Regions from separate parts of the Homo sapiens genome. Here all the other regions are linked to region 2. Evidence: chromatin loops called from intact Hi-C (ENCODE). Cell type or tissue: heart left ventricle. All regions are shown on one strand. Region 1 overlaps C6 (complement C6). Region 2 has its middle 4.5 kb from the start of C7. Region 3 overlaps OXCT1 (3-oxoacid CoA-transferase 1). Region 4 holds the start of PLCXD3 (phosphatidylinositol specific phospholipase C X domain containing 3). Region 5 overlaps LOC105374739 (a long non-coding RNA gene). Region 6 has its middle 29 kb from the start of PLCXD3. Region 7 has its middle 130 kb from the start of PLCXD3.

Region 1 (4,000 bases), 290 kb before region 2:
GATTATTTCTCTTTTTAAAGACAATCAGCAACTAAATAATTCTGTGGTGACCCTTATAATCTTACAAGTGGAAATTTATCAGTTTATCGCTCCATTTTTATGTGCTCCCTAAAACTCTATCAAAAACAGTGAAGACTTGCCTTCAACTTTACCTTGAAATTTAAAGCATTTGAGTTTCAAATTAATAAATACTTTCTAAAATGATAATTTGTTGCATTGATTTTGTTTGCTTTTCTTGACTAGGCCGCTGCATTGCCAGAAAGTTAGAATGCAATGGAGAAAATGACTGTGGAGACAATTCAGATGAAAGGGACTGTGGGAGGACAAAGGCAGTATGCACACGGAAGTATAATCCCATCCCTAGTGTACAGTTGATGGGCAATGGGTATGTAACATCTTTTTATCATCTTGGGGAGAACAGGTATCAGAACAAATGAGTCAGAGGGAGCAATGAGATACATCATTGTCCATCTTCCTCATTAACTTCTTACTACTCCTACCAGCCCTATCTCTGATACTTAGCTACCATGTTCAGGAGGTATGTGGCCATGATCCTCACTCCTGAGAAGTAAAAGTTAGCATTTCCAAATATAGTTTGTGCCAGGCAATGCTATGGGCCCTTCATAAACATGGCTTGTTTTATTTCTCATACATCTCTCAGAAAGTTTTGGAATGGATTAGAGCAGACTGGTCTAAGCCCATCAAGCTGGGAGGTGCCAGGGTGGGGTCCTGGAGGTAGGCCTTGAATGGGTGAGTAACCACTCAGAAATGTCAGGAGCAAATGGAGAAAGAGGGTGTGATAAAAGTATGCCTATGGGTGGGTTGAAAGCCAAAACACTAGAGAAACAAAACCAGTCTTCCAGCATGAAAAGCAAACCCAGAGTCAAATAATGAGCGATAAAGCCAAAAGGAAAGAAGTTAAGCAAATATAGAAAAAAAGAGAGGGCTAAGCAACAAGGGTGTGAAAACGTAAGAGAGTAAGAGGTGAAGTGAATATAGCTAGGTATTCTCTCCCATAGGCTGTGTGACGTGTGGGTAGGTCAGCAGAGCCTAATGGCAGAAGCCAGACCTATATTACCATCCAGTCTCAGCTTACAAACTGAGAAACGAGTCCCAGAAAGCTTACATAACCTGACCAAGTCTACCAACTAGCAAATGGTGGAACCAGGATTCAAATCCAGACTTCAAAACCCAGGCTTTTTCCATGATTTCATGCTGATTCAGGACTACATCTACCTTACAAATGAGACACCCTGGAAGAAACCTCAGGAGATCACATAGCTCTTTCTTCTAGTGTTCCTACTACAGGAATACCCAATCATGAGCACACTGGGGGTTTTACCAGGGGTTCTAAATTCATTAGACTGAACCTGTGTTTTAGATGATGTTAGGAAATATAAGAGAAGGCTATGAAAACAGAAAAACTGAGCCTTAATTTGAAACATAAGAAAAAATCAGTAAAGATAATCTCCTATACTCTCCCCTTTACATAATAAAGAAACCCCTCTTAAATTTTTGGCCAGAAGGCAGATAGTTTGCTATCAATTTCTATTGCTTCATATTGGACTTTAGAAAATTAGAATCTTCACTTAATGCTGCCAGAGTTGCATAATATGAAAACTCGAGGCACCAAAGACAAACAGCCACAATTGCAAATACAACCTTATTTGATTTAGAATAAAACCCAGAAAATATTGAACCAAACCCGAGGACACCAGTAAAATGGAAAAACCATTAGTCTGAAAGTAAGAGGAGCTGAGTTCTAAATAACTCAGCTGGTTCTAATGTAGAACTAGAACCAGTTCTACATTATCTCACTACACCACAGCCGAGTTATTTAACAACTCTGGGCCTCGGTTTCCTCATCTATATGTTGGATGACTATAAACTGATGTGATGTTCTGTCCTAAGAATTTCTAATTAGTGCTGATTTCGATGAAAGTGCTTCAACAACATATTCTTATCCATGTGCAGAAATGGTTTCCTTCTCTTGGTTTGCCTACAAGAAAACGTCAGCCAAAAACTCCCACTGATAATCACATTTTCTAATGTTCTGATTGATGAAGGGTGACATTACAAAATCACCTTTTGTTCAGTTGATCTAGACTCTAGAGTTACAGATGGGGAGGACCACATGCTATGTGTACTTTGGCTGAAGGACGACGTGGCCCTCTGCCAACCAGAGCTGTTGTCCCAGTGATTCTGAGAAATGAGCAAAGCCTGCCGGCTCGGGACAACCAGTCCTCTCCTTGCCTCCCCAGAGACTGAGAGTTTTGAGAATTGCTTACTGTAATCTTGTTCTAATCTGCTGGCCTTAGAATCTCTGCCTCTCCAATCCTGCTATCCAACATATTTCTAACCACAAAAAAAAAAAAAAAAAATAGCTTCCTGAGTGGCTGACCTTCTTAACTGATATTTCTCCAAGAAAAATTTTAACAAGAGATATAAAAATTTCTACATTGCCAACATCAGTCACTAGGTTCTAAATATGAAGCAAGAATCAGGCAATAATAGCATGCTATTTGTTTTTACCCAGGCTTAGTGTGTGTATAGATACACACACAGTTGAAAGGACACATTCATCTATGTGGCAAAATAGTGAGATCTGTGAGTAGGGATCACACACATATATATGTGAAAATACATGCATACACACAAATATATATTTTTGATTTATATATTTCTAGTTATATTCAAAAAGTTACAAAGTATGACACATAAATCAGATTAGATCAAAGCACTTTAGAAACAATGCTGTATGTGAAACACTAAATTATTTTAAGTCAGTATCAACATCTGAGAGGAGGAAGGAAAGAATAAGACTGAAAATTTCTTCATAGCTGGCTTAACTCCTAAAAGATTTCTCAGGCATGGTCTGCTGGAAATACCTCCATAAAATCCTATCTTCAGGTTCTCCACAAATAGCTGTCACCTTCATAGATTCCTCATGACCTGAGAGCCATTTTTCTCAAGCCCTTTTTTGCTTGTGACAAACATAAGTACATAGTGTAAAGCAGTATAAGGTCAATGGTTTTTTAGTCCTCGCTGTTATGCTTTCAGCTATTTGAATATAATATGCATCTTAGACAACCCACAGAATTCACTCATTTTAAAAAACAGCCTTATTGAGATGTAATTTGCATGCCATACAATTCATCCATTGAAAGTGTCTAATTCAACCATCTTCAGCGTATTCAAAGACTTATATAACCATCACCATGATATAATTTTAGAATGTTTTCAACATACCCAAAGTAAAACCTTTGTACATATTAGATATCAAGCTTCATTTCTTTCCCCCTTCTACCTGACTCCTAACCCTAGGAAACCACTAATTCACTTTCTGTTCATGTAAATTTGTGTATTCTAGACATTTCATAAAAATGAAATTCTACAATATGCAGCCTGTGTCTGCCTTTTTGCACTTAGCATAATGTTTTTAAGATTCATCCCAATACTCACAATTGGTACTACAGAAATACAAATGATCATTAAAGACTATTATAAACAGCAATATGCCAACAAATTTGAAAATCTAAAAGAAATGGATAAATTCCTGGATACAAAAAAAAACTTACCAAGATTGAATCAAGAAGAAATAGAAAACAGACCAATTGTGAGTAATGAGATTAAATCAATAACAAAAAGTCTCCCAAAAAAGAAAAGCCCAGGACTGGATGGCTTCACTGCTGAATTCTACCAAACTTTGTAAGAACTAATACCAATTATTATCAAGCTATCCCAAAAAATCGAAAGGGAACTTTTCCAAACTCATTCTACAAGACTAGTATAACACTGATACCAAAACCAGATAAAGATGCAACAACAACAACAACAAATCTACTACAGGTCAATATCCCTGATGCAAAAATCCTCAGCAAAATACTAGCAAACAGAACCCCAGAGTACATCCCAGATATCTACTATAATTAAGTAGTATTTAATCCAGAGATGCAAGGATGGTTCAAAATATGCAAATCAATAATGTCATCACATCAAC
Region 2 (4,000 bases):
TTGTTCTTTACATGCTATAAAGGACCGTATTAGCCCATTTACAGAATATCCTTAATCTAGAGGATGATTTGGATATATTTATAGTAATTTAGAACTTGAATTGTTCAGCTCAGGTATCCCATAGATCATTCAATTCTGAAAGGGTTACAGAAACTTCCTTTCCCCAATTGCCTTGCACACTCCTACCTTCATATCTGTAACATCACAAGAGCATTTCTTCTGTCTGCAATTTTAATGGAGGAACCATTAGCACAAAGGCTTTAAATGCAGGTGGGAGCAACACTGTGGGAAGTTTTACTGCTAGCATAAGTTGTATGGACTTTATTCACACAATGAGTCACTGAGAATTCACCCACTGGAAGTTTTTAAGAAAGAATCAAAGCAGTGTTTTAGATTGATTGAAACAGTAGCTGTGTGCAGCCTACATAGAATAGGTAAGGAAAGGAAGCAGGAAGCGTGACTTGGAATTTATTTCAGTAGTTTAGACAAGGGGATCAAGGCCTCATTTAAAAAGGGATTGACACAGCTGTCTCTACAAAAAACACAAAAATTAGCTGGGCATGATGGCACATGCCTGTAGTCTCAACTACTCAGAAAGCTGAGGTGGCCCAGAAGGTTGAGGCTGCAGTGAGTTATGAGCAGGTCACTGCACTCCAGCCTGGGTGACAGAGCAATGCCTTGTTTCAAAAACAAAAACAAAAACAGAAACAACAAAAAAAGAAGGGGCTGGGCACGATGGCTCACACCTGTAATCCCAGCACTTTGGGAGGCCGAGGCAGGTGAATCACTGGAGAGGTCAGGATTTCAAGACCAGCCTGGCCAACATGGTGACAACCCCTGGACAACATGGTGGACAACTGTAATTCCAGCTACTTGGGAGGCTGAGGTAGGAGAATCACTTGAACCTGGGAGGCAGAGGTCGCAGTGAGCCAAGATGGCACCACTGCATTCCAGCCTGAGCAACAGAGCAAGACGTTGTCCCAGGAAAAAAAAAAAAAAAAAAGGAAAGACAAAAAAGGCAGAAGAATTCACAGGGTTTAGTGATTAAATATGGTTTCAAGTCTGATTGACTCAGAGAATTGAAAGAATTTAAGAAAAATTTAAAGGAGGAAGAAAATTAGAAGTCAAAAAGGAAGAGATGGTTTTGGAGAGGGGACATTTTTACTTTGGGGAAAGCATCCAACATATAATGGAGGTCTCTTTGGGAAGAGACAGGCTTCACCTATGTCTCTTGGAGGGGGACATGGGTGGAGCTGCTAGCATGGAGGTATCTAACTAAAATCATGGACTTCAGTGAATCTTCTAGAGACTGAACATAATGAACCATAAAACCACAAGAAATGCCCCTGTTCAGGAGTAAGAAGAAAAAAAGTCCCAAAAAGGAGAGGTTACAGAAAAAGAAGAAAAACCAAAACAGTGCAACATCAAGCCAATTCAGGAGAATTTCAAGATGAAGAACCCAGTCAACAATTACTCCCAGCAAATGCCCAGCTTGGATTTGCAAAGCACAGTGCATTGTAAATTAAATGTTCTGAAAGTTCTGTAACAAGTAAAACTTTTTTAACTTTTTCAACCCAGAATTTCTCAAGTTCATGTGACCCCCTGGACTTTTATTTCTAACAAACCCCAAAACTGGTATATGGGCATGCTTTGGCAAATAAATGGTGTCTGAGCCAAAGCTAAATCAGTAGAAGGATAAAGCAGATTTCTGCCAGACTGGGGAAGGGTCAATAAGGGCACAGCCCTCTCCTCATCTCCTGTGACACCAGCTCTTCCCCATTTGCCCTCACCTCCCTTGGCAGCTCTTCAAACACTGTTAACATCCCCAAACCCTAATGAAACTATTACTCCACCGATGATATCAGGAAGCAATTCTGGTTCACCACAGGGAGATATTTGAAAACATTTTAACGAAGCTATTTCATTTACTAGTCATTTCATTTTGCTCTGAATTGTTCCAACAGATTTAGCTGACTCTGGGGGTTTCAGAGGAACAAACTCACTGGGGAAGAGTAAAAGCCTCCTTTTTCCTCCTCTCTTGTATTGAGGCTGATAAGGTCAGAATTGAACCGGCCAGGAGTTGGAGTGAAGAAGCAAGAGCATCCCCTAGTGGCAGACTGCTCCAGGCCCTAGAGTCAAAGAATACCATTAAGCTCTGGAGTTAAACCACTCAGGAGGGAGTGAAACACAGTGAATCTTCCTAGGCTCCCAGGCAAGTGCTTGTTAAGCTAATAAGTACTCCAGGTGGTGTTGCTTTTTCCATTTAAAGTGTCACACTGTGAACAGTTTGAGAATGAAAAATGGCTGCCAAGCAATGCCTTATTCAAAGGAAGATTTCAGTAAAATGATGATTATTAAATGCTTTATCATTACACATAATAAGATGCTGCCCATCTCTGCTGGAAGCACTGCATTAAATGCTGTGATCTGTGCATTAATTTAAAGTGAGGCCACTAGATTAATACTCTCTGTTGGCATCCGGTTCTTCATAGGAAAGTTGTTTAAGGTTTAAATAGATTAGGAAATACAAGGTTTCACACTTCCCTTCTGGACAGACTTCTGGACAGGTGCCGTTGTACTTTTCCACACTGGACAAGCTTTTGCCCTGGTGACCCCGATGGCTGCAAATGGCAAGAATCAAATTACAATCACGAGGAGATAAGAAGTTTTGTCGTTATGGTTTTTAATAGCGACAGGCATTTGCTAAATTTAGGAGAAGGCCCAGATTTGTTTGGGTTTCTGAATGGCATCTGGGTTTTTCAGTTATTGCAATGCACATTGTAGCAGTAGCCTGCAAGTACAAGATACATTTCATTTGGTTTAAATTTGAATTAAGTCAAACAGCTCTGAGAAGGAAGACATAAAATACAAAGATTTCAGTGGTTCTGTAACTGCCTTATGTAAAGTCCTGTGGAGGAAGGGTAAAAAAGGACAAGGTCATTTATTTGATCTACACTTCAAACTTGTGGTGCCTAAACGGAAAGTTGTTTTTGTTTTCATACCAAGAGCTCAGCATGCAATAGACCTAAAATAAAAATCAATCACTCAGAAAATGTCAGGCCACCCCTTAATTTTAAGCTATAATTCTTTAAACAATCTTTAAACAGATATGTTTTAATATCAGATTCATCGTTAAATATTCCACAGGCCAAGAAAGAATAAACAATGTGGTTAAAAAAAGTAAAATCCTAGGCGGGTGGATCACAAGGTCAGGAGTTCGAGACCATCCTGGCCAACATGGCAAAACCCCATCTCTACTAAAAATACAAAAATTAGCTAGGTGTGGTAGCACACCTGTAGCACATGCCTGTAATCCCAGCTACTCAGGAGGCTGAGGTCGGACAGCTGCTTGAACCCTGGAGGCAGAGGCTGCAGTGAGCCGAAATCGTGCCACTGCACTCCAGCCTGGGTGACAGGGAGGGACTCTGTCTCAAAAAAAAAAAAAAAAAGAAGTAAAATCCTGAATTGTGCAACCTCTTAAAATGTTTGTGAAAAAAAATCTTAGTAACCAGGGAAGAATATTCACAAATACCTAACTAGAAACTTCTTAGGAGGAAAATTTTTCTAAAACCAAAATGAGTACTAATTTGTATTTCTTTTGTTTTGTTTTTTTTATTTTTTTATTTTTTTGAGACAGGGTCTTGCTCTGTCACCCAGGCTGGAGTGCAGTGGTGTGACCACAGCTCACTGCAGCCTCAACCTCCTGAGCTCAGGTGATCCTCCCACCTTAGCCGTCCCTTGAGTAGCAGGGACCACAGGCACATGCCACCATGTTCAGCTAATTTTTATATGTTTTGTAGAGCTAAGGTTTCATCATGTTGCCCAGGTTGGCCTCACACTGCTGAGTTCAAGTGAACCTCTTGCCTTGGCCTTCCAAAGTGCTGTGGGCCTCTAATTTGTGTTTCATTTATACAAATATGTGCTCTGAAAACAGATAATCTGGGTTCAAATCTTGGGCAGGTTTGTTCATCTCTCTGACTTTCTGTTTTCATATCTGAAA
Region 3 (4,000 bases), 930 kb before region 2:
CTATATAACATAGTCAACGGCGTCTTTTTTTTTTTTTCTTAAATAAAGAACTCTTAGCTCATCTCCTTTCTTTTGAATTGTGGAATCTGGATTAGAGCTTGTCTCCTAAAGCTCTGTGCCAGCATCTTCCCACTCCACAATGCTGCATCTTCTCAACCTTTCTTCTCCCTGGTGATTTGAGTTTTGACTTGAGTTTTAAAGAGGATAGAACTATAAATATTTAAAGTACTAAGATTCCCTTAGGCATCTTAAATTTGTTTTGGATTTAGAAGCAGGGTGGCAAAGGAACATACATCTTGCTTTTTTGTTTATAATTTTTAAATTATATAATTTACAGCAAATGTTTTACATCAAGAAGTAAATGAGTATGTTTATTGTGAATTTAAAAGAAAATCAAATTGTCCTTGATGTTACTTATTTCTAGACTCTGCAAAAGGGAAACATTAGTCCTTTTTGGCAAAGTTTTGTTTTCAGATGTGTTCTAGACCAAGGGCCCCAACCCTCAGGCCATGGACCTGTACTGGCCCATGGTCTGTTAGGAACTGGGCCGCACAGTGGGAGATGAGTGGTGGGTGAGTGAGCATTACTGCCTGAGCTCTGCCTCCTGTTAGATCAGCCCTGGCATTATATTCTCATAGGAGTGGGAACCCTGTTATGAACTCTGCATGTGAGGGATCTAGGTTGCTCGCTCCTTATGAGAATCTAACTAACGCCTGATGATCTGAGGTGGAACAGTTTCATCCCAAAACCACGTCCCTGCCCAACCCCCATCTGTGGAAAAAGTGTCTTCCACAAAACTGATCCCTAGTACCAGCCAAAAAAGCTGGGGACCACTTTTCTAGATAAACTTATGAGTTGTGTAAAACCATAGAGGTGATCACTTATGTCTGTTTTTAACAAAACCAATATGAACATTACATTCATATTTCTTAAAATGTGCAGCCATTTGCATGCTTCCCCACAAAGTTGTGACACAGTTGATGCTGGCTGTATCTTCCTACCCCTCTTATGGACCTAGGTAGCTACTTGGGAAAAATAGTGCACATGGGCGCATATTGCCACACATGCTAGAGAGATGTTTCTCTTTTCAGTCCAGACAGTGTTATTTCTGGACCTCCCTCTCTTTGAGTGAGGGTGAAGTCTTCCCTGATAAACTTTACAAGTTCAAGTGCAAAACCAGCCAGGGAATGACTCTTGGGTGTTGCCTTCCATGTGTATGACAAGGAGTAGCAAGGACTCTTGAGTCTTCCAAAGGGAACTAATTTGGCTGTTTCTCAGGAGGAATCCTGTTATTGTGTTAAGCTCTCAACTCCCTATGAGCCCCTCTGCTAGTCTTCTGTGTGCATAACCTACCATCTAAGTTTCTCTGGAAATGGCCTATTTCTGTTTTTTTTTGAAGGAGCCTGTAATAGAAAACCTATGGGGAGGGATGAGAGTGCTTCACTCAGGAGACTGTTGATGCTTTGTCTCCTGCAAGCAGCCTGGCATGCACGTGCTGTCAGAAAAGGTCGTCTGACTCAGCCACTGAAGCTGCTGAGGCTGCCTGTGACTGAAATAACCTCACTGCTGTGGATTTCTTTGTGCTGTCAGGCTTGTGCCATGGCTAGTTTACGAGACAGCAAAGGTTTACCCAAGGCCCTTTCAACTATTTTAGTTAACTTCAGCTTTCAGTCAAAACAAGTACATTTATCATGACATAAATATAATTACTTTTATTGTATTTATATTGTGGTATGTTTGCCTGTAAAAGAATTGCTTAGATGATACGATATTTGGTGCACACAAATATTTATTGTAGCCTGTGTGGTTTATGAATCACAATATAAATTGAATATCGGTGAACCCATCTAATATAAGAATTAGAGGTTAATGGACATATAGAAAATTATTTTCAAAAGTGATATTCTAAGACTTATTTATAAGAGCCAGGCTTCAGGGAGCTGTATCTTCTGTGTTCTATACTGGTGCCTGGCATGTGCCATTGTTTTAAAATTTTTAAATTTTTGTGGATACATAGTAGGTGTATATATTTATGATTATTGGGCTGTTCAGATTCTTAATTTCTTTCTGGTTCAATCTTGATAGGTTATATATGTCTAGGAATTTATTCATTTCTTCTAGATTTTCCAATTTATTGGCATATAGTTGCTCCTAGTAGCCACTAACGACTCTTTGAATTTCTTATGAGTTTTAATGTCCCCTTTTTCATCTCTGATTTTATTTGGGTCTTCATCCCTACCCCCACCCCCACCGTTGTTAGTCTGGCTAAAGGTTTGTCAATTTTGTTTATCTTCTCAAAATACCAACTTTTTGTTTCATTGTTCTTTTGTATTTTCTTCATTTCAAATTTATTTCTGCTCTGATCTATATTTCTTTTACTAGTTTTGGGTTTGGTTTGCTCTTTTCTAGTTCTTTAAGTTACATCATTAGGTTATTTCTTTTTCTTTTTTGATGTAGGCACTTATAGCTGTAAATTTTCCTCTTAGTAATTTTTATCTGATGAAATGTTCTGTAGATCTCTATTAGGTTCATTCTGTAGTGCAGATTAAGTCCTATGTCTCTGACTTTTCTTCCTGAGAAATCTGTCAGTGCTGAAAATGGGGTGTGGAAGTCTCCAGCTGTTGTATTTTAATCTGTCTCTCTTTAGCTCTAATAATATTTGCTCTATGTATCCGGCTGCCCCAGTGTTGGGTGTGTATATATTTATAATCATTGTATCCTCTTGCTGAATTGACCCCTTTATCATTATATGATAAGCTTCTTTGTCTCTTCTTACAGTTTTTCTCTTGAAATCTATTTTGTCTGATGTAAGTATAGCTACTCCTGTTCTGTTTTGTTTTTTTTTTTTTTTTTGTGGGTTTCCATTGGCATGGGATATATTTTTCCATCCCTTTATTTTTGGTCTCTGTGTAGCTTTATAGGTGAACCATGTCTCTTGTAGACAACAGACCACTGGGTCTTAACTTTTTTCATCCATTCAGCTACTGTGTCTTATTGGAGAGTTTAGTCCATTTACAGTCAATGTTATTATTGATAAGTAGGGACTTATTCGTGCCATTTTGTTTTTTGTTTTCTGGTTGTTTTGTGGTCTTCTTTCTTCTTTCCTTCCTTCCTGTCTTCCTTCTAGTGAAGGTGATTTTTCTTTGGGGTGCTTTGATTTCTTGCTTTTTATTTTTTATGAATCTGTAGTTTTTTTTGTATTTGATGTTAGCATGAGGCTTGAAAAGACTGTCTTATAACTCGTTATTTTAAACTGATGAAAACTTAACACTAATTGCATAAACAAATAAGCAAAAAGAAAACTAATACAAACTCTATGCTTTTTTTTTTTTGAGACGGAATTTTGCTCTTGTTGCCCAGGCTGGAGTACAGTGGCATGATCTCGTAAGTAGCTGGGATTAAAGGTGCGCACCACCACGCCCAACTAATTTTTTGTATTTTTAGTAGAGACAGGGTTTCATCACGTTGGCCAAGTTGGTCTCGAACTCCTGACCTCAGGTGATCTACCCACCTCGGCCTCCCAAAAGTGCAGGGATTACAGGCATGAGCCACTGCATCCAGCCAAAACTCTACACTTTTACTTCACCCCTATGCTTTTTAACTTTTTGTTTCTCTTAATTTCTTATTGTGCTATGTCTTAAAGTTATTGTAGTTATTCTAATTGGTTCTTTAGTCTTTATGCTTAAGAGTGTTTACACACCACAGTTGCAATGTTAATAATATCCTGTGTTTCTATGTGTGCTTATTATTACCAGTGAGTTTTGTATCTTCAGATGATTTCTTGTTTGCTCATTAACATTCTTTTTTTTTTTTTTTCAGATCAAAGAACTCCCTCTATCACTTCTTGTAGGACAGGTCTGGTGTTGATGAAATCCCTCTGATTTTGGTTGTCTTGGAAGTTCTTTATTTCTCCTCCATGCTTGAAAGATATTTTGCCATATATACTATTCTAGGGCAAAAGTTTCTTTCCTTCAGTCCTTTAAATATGTCATGCTACTCT
Region 4 (4,000 bases), 610 kb before region 2:
CCAAGAGTCCTATAGTAAGCTAAACTATCATCCTAATTAAAAGGATATGTGGGTTCTATTGTACTAGCATGTATATTAAGATTTATTTGGGGAAAATTTTCAGTATATCTCTTCCTCATCACTAAAGATAACTGTACCATGTCCTCTTGAAGGTATGAATTTATTTTACAAGGGGCATGGAAAATTTGATAACCAAAATAAGGCGTTGCCTCTCCTCTATCTTTCCCATAGTGCTCCCCATTTGGGGGTGAATATTCTTAGGACTTAGCATCATTGTAGAAAATAAGGTAGGCTCTAGGTTTTTTCTTATTTTTTAATGCTATTTGGGATTAAATGGATTTACTAACCTTGAATAATTATTCTCATGTTTCATGGCTCTCTTTGTCTCCTATGTTGATTGTCATTTCCGCAATCTAATAGCATTTCCCATAGAAAAATAAAAATTTACACAACCCTGGCATGAAAGAACAGAGGTCTGTTTATTGCATTTCCATTTCCTGGGTTGCAAAAGCCCAGCACACTTTCAGTTCATCTCTTATAATTCCTATTCAGGCCACTGCTGCTCTCATTACATTTGTAAAACTTCATCTCTCTCCTTTTACTCATCTGAGAGCAGGTGGACCCAGACAGTTCTTTGGAGGCCCAGTGAGTGATTTCTCTTGAGAGAGGCACATCTTTCCAGTCTGCAAAGGAATGAAAATGCAGACAGTCACATAGATCACTTTGAATGGTGCCAAATACATTCCACCAAATGCTACTGGCAATAATTAGAGCATGTCACTGGGAGATGTGGCGATTTTCTTCCAGCATAAGGCTCCAGTCTTACCCTGAGTGCCATGAAACTGACAGGACAGAGGCAGTGTTCTCCATGGAAATAATGTAGACTTCTCATGATCTGAGAAAAGAAGGGGGAGTAGCATTTCTTGACTTTGAAATGTCTGGAGCAAGGTACCCAGGATTAAGTAGGAACCACCTAGAATTTACCATGCCCTTCACTGACTCATACTTACCAGCTATTTCACAAAGTAGGCAAAAGAGTGAATAAAGATAATCATTTTTTAATAAACAGGGTTGTGGTCTCTGGCTGAGGAAAGGTATAACCTGTTGTAGATTACAAAAAGGAAAGCTCTTTGATAAGGACGGAAAGCCCTGAAACCCAGCATGAGAAGTCTGTTCCTCAGGAGGCAATAACATCCCAAAGTCTGCTAGGATTTTAGGTTCAAGTGCAAGACTGTCTTTCATACAAACAGGACGAGAAAGTCACAGCAAAGGATCGAGCAAGCCATGGGCAAAGCAGTTGGAAAAAAATGAATAGAAAAGAAAAATAAGAAACCAGGGAAAGCTGCAGAATGGCGAGGAAAGGCAGAGACGCCTAGGAAGGATAAGACGGGAGGAGGGGGTTGGGGAGGGAGGGGAGAGCGGAGAGAGCTGAGCACGGACGTCAGGAACAAAAGCTCCAGCGGAGTCTGGCGGAGGCACTAAGGGAGCACGGGGTGTTTTGAATAATTATTAAAATTAGCATGTGTCTGCGCCATCCTGTGGGTGTGGCGCAGAGAGGAGTGTAAACTCTAGCGGGGCTAGAGCAAACATTGGATTAGCGGCAGCAGCCTGCCAGCCTGCCCGAGGAGTGCTGGGACCAGCGCGCTGCACGCCGACTGGCACGATGGCCTCGTCTCAGGGGAAAAACGAGCTGAAATTAGCCGACTGGATGGCAACTCTGCCGGAGAGCATGCACAGCATCCCCCTCACCAATTTAGCCATTCCAGGTAGGCGCGCAGGGGCTGCGGGCTAGGCGCTCGGCGCCCGCTCCACCTGCCCCGCCCTGCTTTATCTGCCACTAAGTGGTAACTTGCCACGATGCCCGCGGGAGGGAAACTCGTCTTCCAGGGTGGGTCTCAGGCCAGGCGAGCGCGTGCCGGGTAGCCTTGGGCTTCCTGGCGTTTTCCAAACCCCTAAGGACCGAGGCGCTAGAGTCAAGGTGACTGCTTTTCTCCTGGGCTTTTGAAGCAGGTTGTATGCGGAGGACTGGGGCAGAGGAGAAGCTGGGCTCCAGGATGGTGCCTCGTGACCCCCTCCTATGGTTTCTCCTGCAGATTTGGGGAAGTGGGAGAAATCTCTGGGTCTGCGGGGTGACCGTGTGTGAAGAACGCGAGCTAGTGTCAGGGGCTCGCCTTCGGTGCAAGGACCTGAGTCTATCCCTGGCATGGAATTGGGCGGATTTGATAGATTCTCGGCTACAGTCATTAATATTCGTCCCCAATCTCCTTTAAAAAGACAAAGCGCTTCCCGAAGAGTGATGAAAGTTCAGGGACCAGAGGCGGCGTGATAGCTGCCCTTGAAAAGGAGCCCAAGGGGGCGACGGGCAGAGGGCACCATTTCGTATCGGTTTGGACCCCGGGGGACCTGGCCGAGTGGCCGCTGTCTCGAGTCTGGTCCAAGTGCGTGTTGGCAACACACTTCGCCCAGGTCAAAAAAGCAAACCCTTGCGGACCGTATGTTTACTGCTCGGGACAGAAGCTGGGCAGGGGAACCTGCGTGACCTGAGCGGAGGGGTGGGATTAATAGGCAAATAGTACGGAAAAGGTGACTGAGAATGTGTCCAGACAGTCTAGAAGGAAAGAAGCGTGGACAAAGCGAGGAAGAGACCTGAGGGATCAAGAAGCTTCAGCTTGATGTGTGCGACTTGGACCAGAGACTGGGCAGGTTTCTAGGGTGGCAGCTCCTAACAACCCCCTAGATCAGGTATCCAGGAGTGAGGGTCGTTTCAGGACAGTTTACAACAATGACAGCTGGGACACGGCCATACTTTATTGTCAATTTGGCTATGCAGTTGGGCTGGGGGAGCACACACTTGATCTTTTCAGAGCTGGGCTGGAGGGCAAATTACTCATGAACAGTTCACTTCTGGCCCTGAGCTGAGCTGGGCTATTAAACTCAACGTTATGGTCTACCTCCTCTTGATCTGCCCCATCCAGCGCCCCCTCTCAGCTGTTGGAGGAAAACATAATAAAGAAAAAAACAACAAAAACAAAAACAAAAGAAGGGTTATTTTGAAAATCACTAGATGCTCCAACCAAGAGTGCTGCCATTGATCAGTCCCTCAAATCAATGGTTGTTAGTCAAGTGGATGTTTGGCAGCAATGGCAGGCACAGGCTACTACAAGTGCTATCCACAGAAGGGGCTGTCTCCTTTCGTCCTTCTTCAACAGATAGCTTGCTACCGGCCAGGAATCTCCAAGGAAAAGAACCAACCCCAGCTTCTCCATGCAGCACTTATTCTGCTACCTAGGCAAGCCTGGAGATTGCTCTTTTCAAGGAGACAGTAGAAAGCACAACTTTGGCATAACTCCATTCTCACTTCCACAGGCATTCCCATTCCTTTTCTTCCTTCATTTTTATTTGGATTTTAGACAGCTTCTTTCACATGGTTTCCCCTGAATGTTTTTATATGCATAGAAGGTAAGAAGGGCAATCACTGTGATGCAAACCTTCTGGCAGGTGACTCTCTAGAGCTACAGGATTAAAAGCCTATGTTTGTTTATCTAGTTCTGAGATGGTATGATATCTTTTTGAGTCTACCTTACATTTCTGTAATATTTCACTTTTCAAAGCCCTGTTATGTACACCAGCTCACAAAATCCTTCTAAAACCCCATGAAGCAGGGAGTGCTGGCACTATTACCTCCATGTCACAGATGAAAAAACTGAAGCTAAGTGAAGACAAATGACTTACTATTTATCCCTATCAGTTCAGGGATCTGACCCCTTACTTGGACCTTTGGGAAGATACCCTATGAATTTTGGAGGGAAAGGCTTTGTGATTTGTATCTGGATGATTCAGCAGCAACTGTGACTAACCAGGGTTAAGAAAAAAGGAACTAAGCATTAGTGGGAACACAGTAATTTTCCTTTCCTGCCCTGGGACAAAATAAAAACCTGAGGTGAGAGATTTTGGTATCTGGGTGATCTTAGAGTACAGACATAAAGATGATGACATTGGG
Region 5 (4,000 bases), 210 kb before region 2:
ACAAGACTAAAGAAATAGGCAAGAGTTGATCATGTAGAGCCTTCTAGGTCATGGTAAAAAATATATATATTTTTTTTAATTCTAAGTCATGGTTTTAAGTAAGAAAGTAAAATAACCCAGTTTACATTTTAAAAAGCAGAATCAAGAAAACCATGTAAGGAGCTGTAACTCTTATCTAGGTGAGAGATGATGGTACTTTGGACTGGGATTGTTGTAGAGGATTCAAAATATATTTTGGAGGTAGAACCAACACGACTTTCTGATGGATTGAATGTAATTGACTGGAAAAAGAAAGCCATCAAAGGTAACTCTCAGGTTGCTGGTTCAGCAAGATGTAGTAGATTGGTAGTAAAATAGAATAGGAAGCAAAAGGAAAGTCCCACTGAAGTTCAGAGGTTTTCCTAAGATTACTAACTAGCTAGTAGCAAAACAAGGACTAGAGGCCGGGCGTGGTGGCACATGCCTATAATCCCAGCACTTCAGAAGGCCAAGGCAGGTGGATCACTTGAGGTTGGAAGTTCGAGACCAGACTGGCCAATATGGTGAAATCCCGTCTCTACTAAAAATACAAAAATTAGCCAGGCTTAGTGGCATGCACCTGTAGTCCCAGCTACTCAGGAGGCTGAGGCAGGAGAATCACTTGTACCCAGGAAGTGGAGGTTACAGTGAGCCGAGTTTATGCCATTGCACTTCAGCCTGGGCTTCGCACCAAGAATATGTCACAAAAAAAAAACAAAAAAAAAAAAACAAGGACTAGAATATAGGTCTCCTGACTCTTAGTCCAGTACTCTCTAGCATACTAAATTAACTTTTCTTTAGGAATTGTGTTCAGTAGTATTACATCTGTACGTATTTTAAAGACAACACACACGAAGAATTTGCGTTTAGAAGTCCAGTTTCCAAGCGTGGTCAACTAACTAATTCTGTGGCTTTCAACATAGGTAGCAAATGAAAATGTTTTCAGAGATAGGAAACCTAAGATGGATAAAGATCAAGTTGTATGATGATAGAGAATGGGGTGGGGGCATCCTTTGATGAACCTGCAGTGTATATACCACCAGGAGGCATCCAAATTCAATTTTTAAAATATTTTCAACCACTTTCTTGGTGAAACTAAAACAGATTATTATATACAGTTTACCTGCTAATTAGATGCAAATATGTTTGGTACCATGTTATTTTGCCTTTGAGCATAAGCAAAAGATAGGCAATTCCTGTCTAAGTACTCTCTTTTTGCTTAACCACTTATTGAAAATGGCAATGTGTTTCTTTTTCCTTTTTTTTTTTTTTTTTCTTTTTGAGACAGAGCCTCACTCTGTCACCCAGGCTGGAGTGCAGTGGCTCAATCTCAGCTTACTGCAACCTTCCCCTCCTGGGTTCAAGCGATTCTCCGGCCTCAGCCTCCCTAGTAGCCGGGATTACAGGCGTGCACAATCATGCCCAGCTAATTTTTGTATTTTTAGTAGAGATGGGGTTTCTCCATGTTGGCCAATCTGGTCTCAAACTCCTGACCTCAGGTGATCCACCTGCCTTTGCCTCCCAAAGTGCTGGGATTATAGGCATGAGCCACTGCACCCGGGCGGCAATGTGTTTCTAATTACATGAATATTTATATTTAAAATAGAAGTCCAAATTTTATTCCATAAACGAAGAACTAAAAGAGGGCCACACCTAGCTGAACTAATGATCAAAATGTATTGCAATGCAGGGATTATGATTAATACAATACTTTACAACTAAAATCCAAATTAATTAATGGGATTATCTTGCCTGATACATTTATTTTTCCCTAAAGATATGATGCTAGGAATCCTCAACCTCATCACAGAGGGAAGAAACAATAGAAAGAGGAAGAAAAGGATGAACACAAAGAAGAAGCTGCCAGCAATTTTATCATATGGGTATTTAACAAGAAACCTTTGGGGAAAAAAATTGACACAGAAGAAACTATTTTACATCTATTCCATGAAATTACTTTTGCTTAAAGAAAATGTTTAATTGTTTATGTTTCAGTTGGGAAGCCATCCAGCTAAAATATTTCTTAACAGTTTGTAATTTCTAAATATATTAATATAGAACCAAATTTAGCAGGGATCCATGTACTTGCCTTTGACTAAATGCCTGGATTATATGCTTAATTCTTAACTTATTCTTAATTTGTAATTCAGAAATTACAAAACTGTCAAGAAATATTTTAGCTGGATGGCTTCCCAACTGAATTTGGTAGCTTGCCCCCTTCTGCTTACAAAAATATATGAGTGTACACCAAAATTGTGCGCATATAAGAAATCAAACACTGACTTTACAATAATTCATATTAAAAAATCTGAGACTTTTAGGTGATGACAAGCTTAGTGTGAACCAATACTGCAATAATTACCACTATTACTTCTACTGTTACTACTGTTTCCACTGATAATAATAGCAATATTTGATTCTAGTCAAAGTAGTATTATAAGATTACCCATTAAATAAACAACTTTATTATCTACCCATAGCAATGACAAAATATGTGCATATATTTTGGAAGTTGTATTTGTGCTTAAGATGATATTAACTAGACATTCATAAATCAGAAATAATTAAGTTGGGTTAGGACCCCAGACCACGTGAGCTTCCAGATCAATCCAGAACAAATATGTAGGTGATCAATTTCTAGGTGGTTGATTAGAAACCATAAACCCCAAACACATTTTAGACATCAGGGTGAGTTTTGTAACATGAATCCAGTGGTGACCGGGGCTCCTTGCCATGGCCAAAGTCTTTATAAAAAGGTCCATCCATGCTAGAGAGAGTATCAACAGTTAAGATTCCAAACTTGGGTCAAGCAAACCTGCTGACTTAGGAAATGACTCTCATAATGCTTCAGGATCACACACCCATGCCACCAAAATAAGGTCTGATTCCAAGCTGAGGATTTCAGCACACTGGGCAAAGGCAGTTGTAACATACAAACATAGAGATATGTGCAGGGAAAAAGGAGGGAAAAACACATACATGTGTACATAAACATACACATAAATTCTACACAAGATGAACCTGGAAATGAAAATTTCCAAGCGCATGAGAACAATGAGCATCATAAAGATCAAAAGACAGGAGAAATTACTCTAGAATAATAGCAAATATTAAAGCATTCTTCTAAGAGGGACTTTAAAATCCTCTAGTTATGAGGAGGAGGAAAAGAAATATAATAAAAATGATAACAATATTGACACAAAATAATGGCAGCTAAAATATATTGAGTACTTTTGTCACTAAAGTTGACTGACTTATTTAATACAACAAATCACTGAGGAAAATATAGGGGGAAACGGCAATTTTTGCCTGAGCACCATTAAATCACTGAAACTCTACTTAGCTTCTCAATTTCTAGACACTGGCATTAGCAAACACCTTAAGAGAAAAAAAAAATGCTGCCAAATGCTGGAGATTCCTTTGTGGACTTCCCTTCACCCCCCTGAGTCTTACTCTCATTTCCAAAAGTAAAATCAATAATTATGGAGCAAAGACAGGAAGATATGAATCAAGAATAAGTAGAGCTAGAGGAAAACTAAAATCATAGAAATGAAAAATACAATCACTGAAACAAGAAAGGTTAGGATAAAAATCCAACTGATGAGAGAATTGGTGAACTGGAGGATAGTAGTTAGGAATGTACCCAAAACAAAATATAGAGGATAAAGAAAAAAAAAAACTTAGAGATACGAAATAAGGAGAATAGATTAAGAAACTCCAACATATACCTCATAATTGTTCCCAAATGAAAGAACAGAGAACATGGTTGAAAATTTTGCTGAATTAAAGAAAAACAGAAGTCATCAGGAGGAAAATTATTGGTGCACAACAGAACAAATTAAAGTAAATCCACACCGCTGAGTTGTATTGTGGTAAGAGTGATGTTTCCATGGAGCTGCACACTGCTCTGAGTGCTTCACATAGGAATCTGCTTCTGGCAACAGGTTTTTCAGATTATCCTTCCAACTGAGAACAACTCAGA
Region 6 (4,000 bases), 630 kb before region 2:
CTTCCAGACATTTGGTGCAACTGCTTGTGTGGATGAGCAACTTGAGTCACCCCTCCCTTTCTGTGCAGAGATCTTGGTGCAGCAGTGCCCTGTCTGCTCCATGCCCAGGAATATTTCCAGGCATTTGGTGCATTCGTTTACCTAGATTAGGAGCCTAAGCTTCCTGTCCCCTCAGATGCAGAGATCTTGGTGTTGCCACTTGATGCCTAGTAGTATCTCCAGGCATTTGGAGCACCCACTCTTCTAGGTTAGGAATTGATGCTAGTCCTCCCTTCCAGCAGAGAACGTGCAACAGCAGAAGTTTCTCCACTTCATACCCCAGCACATCTCTGGGTGCTCGGCAACTGCCCCCAGTCTCCAACTTGGATCTCGTGCTTATGCTTGTCACTGGGGAAATGTAGGCATGGCTGCCCAGTGCACCCCTGTCCAGCTTGGTCCTCCCAGACTCCCTGTAGGTCTGAGCAGGTAGCTCAGATATTCCACAGGACATCTTACTGCCTGAGGAAACAGAGAGCTTCTCACAGTAAACAAAGATCAAGCATATACCCATCTGTATCAGATGCATCTGGCTTTTATCCATAAGCACTGTATACTGGCCTGGAGGTTGAACTGTGTAACCCAATAGAAAATCCACTGACATAAGTGCGTAGCACTAGGGAATGAGATAAACTTCCTGAGACCTCTGTCATGCTGGGCCCACAGGAGGCAGTGAGCCCACTCACATGCCCAGTATATCACTGCTACAACCAGCGTTTGGGAATGCCACCATACAAAGGCTATCTATAACCAAGGAATTTATAGAGTCTTGGCCACTGAAAACATCCAGAACCAAAGCCTAGGGACCATACATCATACACATTATAGTCACATCCCAAGTGGGAAAATCCCATCCAAATGAAAGTAATTTTTTTTTTTTTTTTACAAAAGGAGAGATGGCTTATCCAGATGAAAAAGAACCAGACAAACAATTCTAGAAGTATGAAAAAAAGTTACAACACCCCAAAAGGATCATACTAACTCTCCAGCAGTGGATTCTAACAAAATTGAAATCTTAAAAATATCAAATAAAGAATTAAAAATATTGATTTTAATGACGCTCAATGAGATCCAAGAGAAAGTTGAAAACAAATGTAAAGAAATCAGAAAAAAAATACACAATATAAAATAAGAGAGAGATTATTTTAAAAATTTAAACAGAACTTCCAGAAATGAAAAATTTAATAAAGGAATTATAAAATACAGTTGGAAGCTTCAACAATACACTTGACCAAGCAGAATAAATAATTTCAGAGCAGGAAGAAAGGTCTTTCAAATTAACCCAGTCAGATAAAAAAAAAATTTAATGAACAAAGCCTTTGAGAAATATGGGATTATGTAGTATCTAAACCTACGAGTTATACGTATTCCAGGGGGAGAAGAAGAAAAAGTAAAAAGTATGGAAAACTATTTGAGAGAGTAATTCAGGAAAACTTCCCTGGTCTTTCTAGAGATCTAGACATCCAGATACAAGAAGCTCAAAGAACTCCTAGGAGATACGTTGCAAATAGACACTGGAGACTCCAAAACACCCACTCCAATTTCTGTGGCTAGCAGAGCTGAAGTTTCACAAGTTAAATCTGCTGTTGCTCTCTCAAGTCTAAGAGTTTGAACAAGCTAGTTCCCTTTTCCTTTTCTATCTCATATTGACTCAGAACTTTGTAACTGCTGACAGATATACAGGAGGATGGGAAGAGGTTAGGAATGAAACACTACTTATTGTGTACAAGTACGATATTTGGATGATGGGCACGCTAAAAGCCCAGACTTCCAGACTTCACCACTATGCAAATATCTGTGGAACACAACTGCATTTGTACACATAAATCCATAAGTATAACAAATAAATAAACACGTGCAGCTGCACGTCAAAATTAATGTACTCTGTGCTTTACTGGAAGTATGTTTTGCTTCAATTAAAAAGTAAGAAAAACTAAATATTTGAATTTAGTGAAAGTAGTTTCAGTTAAAAGAATAATCAAACAGTATAAAATCATACAGATAAATCAACAAGTGGATGAACACAAATTCCAAATTTTCACTTCTCACGCAGGCATGCACAGACCACCAAATTGCAACATTGTGCTGAAACAGCAGGCAGCATGTACTGAAATCTGTGCAGAATTTAGATTCACTAGAGGTCAGCAAATCTCCTAGACAGCAAGCTTCAGTGGCAACAACCCTTCAGCTCTTGTCAAAGGCTCAGCTGATACCAGATAGGCATTAATATTTCAAAAAGAGAAGAGCGCCAGTAGCCTTAGGCAGCCCAGCTTAACTCTCTATAGTCCAGCAGCCTCTAGCAACCAGAAATGAGCTTTGGGAATTAATTTTTCCCTTTCCCCACCACTAGACCTCCAGAGAATGCTTCTGGCATGGACTAATACATGACATTTACCTTTTGTCCATTACCCACAAAAAAGCAGTTCTATTCTGTGTAGACCTTCTTTTTGATGGTGAGTTTTCAGGGCATGGTCAGTAGACCACCACTAGGTAATCTATTTAAGGACATTATACAACTATTTGCAATGCATTCTGATGAAAAATGTTGTTTAAAAATGGAAAAAGTATTTTGAACTGGATGTTTGGATTTTTTAACACATCATCAAGCTTTACTATAGAAAATGAATGAAATTACCAGCCAAGGAGCCCGGTCTAAACCACTGCTTTCTGTTGCTCTAGTCTTGCTCAGTGTAGATGCTGGCCCAGATTCTGAGCTGAACAAAGAACACAATCATAAACTTACAGTCTTTGATGTCATAAACTTTAATAACTAAAATAATAGCTCTGTTTGATGGTGGTCATCTCAAACTCTTATCACAAGTTGAAAAGGGAGACACATTAGTATTTCTGGTCACATATTGGCCTGTCAAAACCTCAGATTGCTTTCAAAAGCACGTCAATAAGTGATTTTTAGGAATGAGGCACTGTAAAGAATGATAGAGCATTCTAATTGTAGCTCTTAGCTCAGCAAACATTCATACTTACTAATGTATATTATATACGTATTGGACTTCTCAATGTCAACATGCTTCTGCATACATTGTCTCATTTGATTCTCAAAAATTTCCATAAAATAGGTACCATATTGGTTGGAGGTCCACTCAAGGTCACCCAGTAAGTGAAGGAGTTGGGACTAGAACCCAGATGTTTTAGTCACTATACTCCAATTTCTGTGGCTAGCGGGGCTGAAGTTTCATGAGTTAAATCTGCTGTTGCTCTCTCAAGTCTAAGAGTTTGAACAAGCTAGTGCCCTTTTCCTTTTCTATCTCATATCAGCTCAGAACTTTGTAACCGCTGACAGTTATACAGAAGGTGTTTATCACTCTATCCTATGAAGTAAGTTTTATAAGGAACATGGACTACATGGAGATCTTGTTATATTTTCCTAAATTATTAGACATTAGTGATCAAAATAGGGAGCTGGTTAAAAAAAAAAGTAAGCATAAACAAAGCTCCACATTTTGCTTTAGGATTAGAGAGTGTCAGAAAAACATTTATGAAATCATAGCTCCTGTCTCTAACACCTGGAAAGTGAGACCAATTTTTTTATAAGGTGTAAAATATAGAACCTAACTCTAAGAAGAAAATGAAATAGAAAAATTAAGTTCTTTGTAAGTTCATTCAGCATCTGAAGTGATTAATAATGGATATAATTCATGAACTATCACTATTTTTTGCCCTGTCTATGTTATTTGTTTCTGTTGTTTTATTAAGACATATAACACATACAGTTATATAACTACCAACAAAATTAATAAGTAGAACAGTCCCATTACTACTCCAAATTCTATACCACCCATGTTTTATGACTTTATACAATTATCTAAAATGTATTTACAAACCACAACATCCACACACATAGAAGTTAAGTTTGTATATGCCAAATATGTGTATATTTGGGCATTATTTATACTAAATTTACAGATTGGAAAATTGAGGTCAAGGGAGGTTGCAGTGGCTATGT
Region 7 (4,000 bases), 730 kb before region 2:
TTTTGGATGAGATTAAGATTTAAATCTTAATTAAGTAGAGCACATTAAGTAAAGCAGATTACTCATCCCTAATGTGGATGGGCCTCATGTAGTCAGTTGAAGGCCTGAATAGAACAAAGAGCTGACCCTTTCCTGAGTAAGAGAGAATTCCTCGTGCCAAACTACCTTTGAACTGGGTCATTGGCTTTTTTCTATTTGAACTGAGACATCAGCTCTTCCTGGGACCGAAACTAAGCAAATAGATCTCTTGATACTTAGGCCTTTGAACTCAGACTGGATCTACAACATTAGCTCTTCTGGGTTCCCGGGTCTGACTTATCTTGCAGATCTTGGGACTTGTCAGTCTCCATAATTGTAAGAGCCAATTCTTTATAATAATCTTTTTCTTTCTGTATATACATTCTATTTGTTCTGTTTCTCTGGAGAATCTTGACTAATACAGCAATTAATCTGGTTTCCATTAAGATGGGTTAACCTCCTTTTAATCATATTTATATATTTCTGCCTTGAGTCCTAGATGAAGACATTTTCTGAATATTGTACAAGAAGAACGTTACTAATACGTTATCTATGGCCTCGGTCCTGATTGATACTCTTCCTTCAGATGTGCAGAAGCTCATGAAAAAAGCCACTGCATTTGAGGCGTCAGGGTGGAGAGTGTGAGGAAAGGGACTAAGTGTCTGTCTATTGTGCTAGGGCCTGAAAATGATCATCTGCCACTTGGGCTTTGTGGTAGGAATAGAAAAAGGAAAAGAAAGAGGAAGGGGAGAAGGAAGAATAAAGGAGGTAGAGGAGATGGGGGCCTAGGACGGTTTGTACTTGTTCAGAAGGGGAATTGGAAGTGGGGTTTAAGGCCTTCAGAAAGCTTCAAGAGCTGTTTCTCCCATGTTGCTGCCATATCTCTTTTCGACAATTTCCTTTTTACTCTCAGCCTTAGGGAGCCATTGTAGCCTGAAAATAGCCGTGAATGTTCAATTTCTGCGATGCCTGTTCCTCAACCTCTCACTAGGTGGCAGATATTAAATCAGGAAAGGCGAAAGACCTCTGCAAAAGATAATGTCTCTGGATTTTGACCTTTGTAATTTCAATAAGTTTCCTAGTTTCCAGGAGAGGAGACCTTAATCTATGGAACTCATCCACATCATAATCTCCTCACATATTCTGGGGTTATTTGAGTTGTTTTTTCCTCCTCAACCTTTACAAGGAGATCCCTCTCAAAACAAGCTCACAGTTATTAGTCCTGCCTACACACAACAAGCACCAAGCGTGAAAACAGCCTTAAACAACAACAACAACAAAAGATGTGCCTACATTATATCTTCACTCTTTCAAACAGGAAGAAGAGAAATGAGTTACAAGAGAATTTGCGTTTATCAGTCTGGAAACCGTGGTCTGTGGGCGGGGGCTACTGCTTCAGCCTTGCCTGACTATTCATCAACTGAGCAGGAAGCCGCTCTCAGGAGAGAGGCCTCAGCCTGCAGTGGCCTGAGGCTGAGTGGGCAGGGTGGAAGGCACAACAGGAACAGCAGGAAATCCCTTTTAAATTCTGGAGATTTGAGGCCGGGCACGGTGGCTCACGCTTGTAATCCCAGCACTTCAGAAGGCCAAAGGGGGCAGATTCCTTGAGGTCAGGAGTTTGAGGCCAGCCTGGCCAACATGAAGAAACCCCATCTCTATGAAAAATACGAAAATTAGCCCGGTGTGGTGGCATGTGCCTGTAATCCCAGCTACCCAGGAGGCTGAGGCAGGAGAATCTCTGGAACCCGGGAGGTAGAGGTTGAAGTGAGCCAAAATAGTGCCACTGCCCTCCAGCCTGGGTGACAGAGCAAGACTCCATCTCAAAAATAAGTAAATTCTGGAGATTTGAGTAAACATCTGTTAGCTGGCAATAAACAGTGGGATATCCAGTGGGGAGAATCTTCTTATCTTCATGCCAGTCTGTCGTTTTTCATACAGGGTCGCCTGCAGTGATATTCATAGTTATGAACAAAGGCTCACTCATGAATGAGTAAGAAAAAGCAGGCATCCTAGGTCATGGGAACCTGGCTTTCTTATGGAGTATGGTCTTTTCTAGCAATTCTCCATCCAAACTAATCCTTGCATGGCTTCCCGTTAATGTCCAGTATTGCTGTCTTTTTTCCCAGCCCTGGCCATTTCGTTCAGGGAGCTCTGGATAAAAAGATGCCCTAGGCTTATTGAATAATGCTGCTCATTCTCCCCAGTACCATGGACTGCTCTAGCAGGCATCCTGCTTCTACAGAAGGACACTAGACAACATACACCTGCTGGGCAGAGACAGTAATGCAACAGCACAGTGTTTAAGAACTGTATTTTTCAGCAGGCTCTGGAGGGCTTTTTAAAGCCCACTTGACAGCTCTTTAAAATGGGCTTAGTATAGCATCTCTCAGGGTTGTGGTAAAGGATCCTTCACATGGCTTCATGCTGATTTTCATTTTGCCTAGTGATAGGAACTTTTCTTTCAATTCTTTTCTTTCTCTTTCCTACCTACTTGCTGGCCTCCGCTCCAATTTAAAGCCCATGTGTTTTCAAATTTCCAGTGTAGAAAGTCACGTAACGTGTCTAGCAAAAAAAACAAAAAATAAAAAATAAAAAAAACAACAACACCTCAATTCGTGGGAGCTACTGTCAAGAGATCTGGAGAAAGTCCAAAAATTGGCATTTTTATTATAATAGGAACATGGATAATGTTGATACAGGGAGTCCTTCCTCAGCCTGTATTCTAAGAGCACTACTTTAGACTTTGTTGCTCAAATTTAATGGGTTATCAGTGCTTGTGTAACATATGAATACATTTTTAGCTTTACAGCTTTTATGTACTTTTTTAAATTTCAGGATTTAAAAGCCAAAAAAAAAAAAACAAATTAAATGCAGAATGCCAAAAAACTGTGCCACTATCTTATCACTATATTTGAGTAAACTTTTAAGACTCAAAAATACGTATCCAAATATTGCTTCATAGTCAAAATAAAGGCAGATATTTCTATTAAGACTAAATTTAAGAAAAGCTTTAGAGAAAAGGTAAATTGTATCATGTTTCTCCTCCTATTGAAATCCTACAGAAATAAAATATATTTGTTAATAGTCAAGATGAAAATGAAATTCTTAAAAACTAAGTCAGACTTTCTTCTCCAACCTATAAGGTTTTCATCTCTTTGTGCCTCTGTCTTTCTGTATCTTTGTCTCTCTTTGATTTTAATTCAATGTGAAAGGAAGCTATTTGCTTTTGTTGGATCAGATTTTTAGCATTCACAGCATAAATGAGTCCCACAGTGGAGTTTATTTTCAGTGACACTTTGAATATCAAATTATTAGTTTGCCCCAACAGATGAAAGGACAAATTTGCTTTTATTCTGGCTGAAAAATGGAGAAATTCCTGGAAAATTAGAAATTGATTAAACTTACTTTTACATGTAAATGAAAGTTTGCAAGTCAAGTGGCACTTTAAATACTCTGAAGATTTTGCATATCTTGGGGGAAACTGGTGACCTATTTATTGGTAATGTGAGGACCAATTTGCTAACATGAATAACTGTTCCCCAATTTAGCTGATGCATAAATCTGGTTATCTGCATATTGTGCTCCATTAAACTCAGGTGCATGTGCCCTGGATTAATAACCCATGGTCATGAGCAAATGAGACAGAAACAAGCCTGGCTAGCCTAGAGAATAGGAAGAAGATGGATCTTACTGGAGTGTATGGGGAAGGGGAAGAAAAATGAAATATTGAATGTTGAGTGTATACTATCTTATTTAATCATCAAATGGCTACCAGGCAAGTGTAATTATTATCCTCAATCTATGGAAATAAAAGAATTGAGTTCAATTATCTTTCCTGAGATAGTAGGTAGCAGAGCTGGGATTCAAGTCCAGATCTGATTCAGATCCCTATGGTCTTTCCATTATCCAGTGGCTACTTCCTACATGTTGAAGGATTTCTTATAGGATTCAGAACAAGTAGACTGACTTTTCTCATCTTGTC

Evidence for each region. Peaks named below come from ENCODE experiments on the same cell type or tissue, not always from the same donor. Only the 100,000 strongest peaks of a DNase experiment are listed, where the experiment ranks them.
Region 1: it touches region 2 in a loop (4-fold over the local background); 14 of 110 quality-filtered maps call a loop at or near these places.
Region 3: a loop joins it to region 2, with 4 times the contacts of the local background. A loop is called at or near these places in 54 of 110 quality-filtered maps.
Region 4: it touches region 2 in a loop (6-fold over the local background); 34 of 110 quality-filtered maps call a loop at or near these places.
Region 5: it touches region 2 in a loop (4-fold over the local background); 16 of 110 quality-filtered maps call a loop at or near these places.
Region 6: it touches region 2 in a loop (3-fold over the local background); 22 of 110 quality-filtered maps call a loop at or near these places.
Region 7: it touches region 2 in a loop (3-fold over the local background); 32 of 110 quality-filtered maps call a loop at or near these places.

The regions. Positions count from the first base shown.
Region 1 is chr5:41,192,177-41,196,176 of GRCh38, reverse strand. It overlaps C6 (complement C6), which reads left to right. Exons shown (of 18, transcript NM_000065.5): 5 at 244-385. Among named protein-coding and RNA genes, the nearest start is that of C6, 19 kb to the left of the region's middle. In heart left ventricle, no CTCF peak of the experiment used is centred here; a DNase peak (open chromatin) is centred at 2,186; H3K27ac peaks cover 2,881 bases.
Region 2 is chr5:40,903,008-40,907,007 of GRCh38, reverse strand. No RefSeq gene overlaps it. Among named protein-coding and RNA genes, the nearest start is that of C7, 4.5 kb to the left of the region's middle. In heart left ventricle, CTCF peaks have their summits at 1,920 and 2,120 (motif pointing left); no DNase peak of the experiment used is centred here; H3K27ac peaks cover 1,789 bases.
Region 3 is chr5:41,833,341-41,837,340 of GRCh38, reverse strand. The region is part of intron 7 of OXCT1 (3-oxoacid CoA-transferase 1); the gene reads left to right. Among named protein-coding and RNA genes, the nearest start is that of OXCT1-AS1, 35 kb to the left of the region's middle. In heart left ventricle, no CTCF peak of the experiment used is centred here; a DNase peak (open chromatin) is centred at 1,520; H3K27ac peaks cover 2,458 bases.
Region 4 is chr5:41,508,190-41,512,189 of GRCh38, reverse strand. PLCXD3 (phosphatidylinositol specific phospholipase C X domain containing 3) reads left to right here and starts at 1,589. Exons shown (of 3, transcript NM_001005473.3): 1 at 1,589-1,766. The coding sequence starts at 1,664. RefSeq lists an enhancer at 1,235-2,063. In heart left ventricle, no CTCF peak of the experiment used is centred here; DNase peaks (open chromatin) are centred at 1,619 and 1,849; H3K4me3 peaks cover 3,217 bases; H3K27ac peaks cover 2,878 bases.
Region 5 is chr5:41,115,438-41,119,437 of GRCh38, reverse strand. The region is part of intron 5 of LOC105374739 (a long non-coding RNA gene); the gene reads right to left. Among named protein-coding and RNA genes, the nearest start is that of MROH2B, 46 kb to the right of the region's middle. In heart left ventricle, no CTCF peak of the experiment used is centred here; no DNase peak of the experiment used is centred here.
Region 6 is chr5:41,537,888-41,541,887 of GRCh38, reverse strand. No RefSeq gene overlaps it. Among named protein-coding and RNA genes, the nearest start is that of PLCXD3, 29 kb to the right of the region's middle. In heart left ventricle, a CTCF peak has its summit at 2,162; no DNase peak of the experiment used is centred here.
Region 7 is chr5:41,635,081-41,639,080 of GRCh38, reverse strand. No RefSeq gene overlaps it. Among named protein-coding and RNA genes, the nearest start is that of PLCXD3, 130 kb to the right of the region's middle. In heart left ventricle, CTCF peaks have their summits at 1,004 (motif pointing right) and 2,301; no DNase peak of the experiment used is centred here.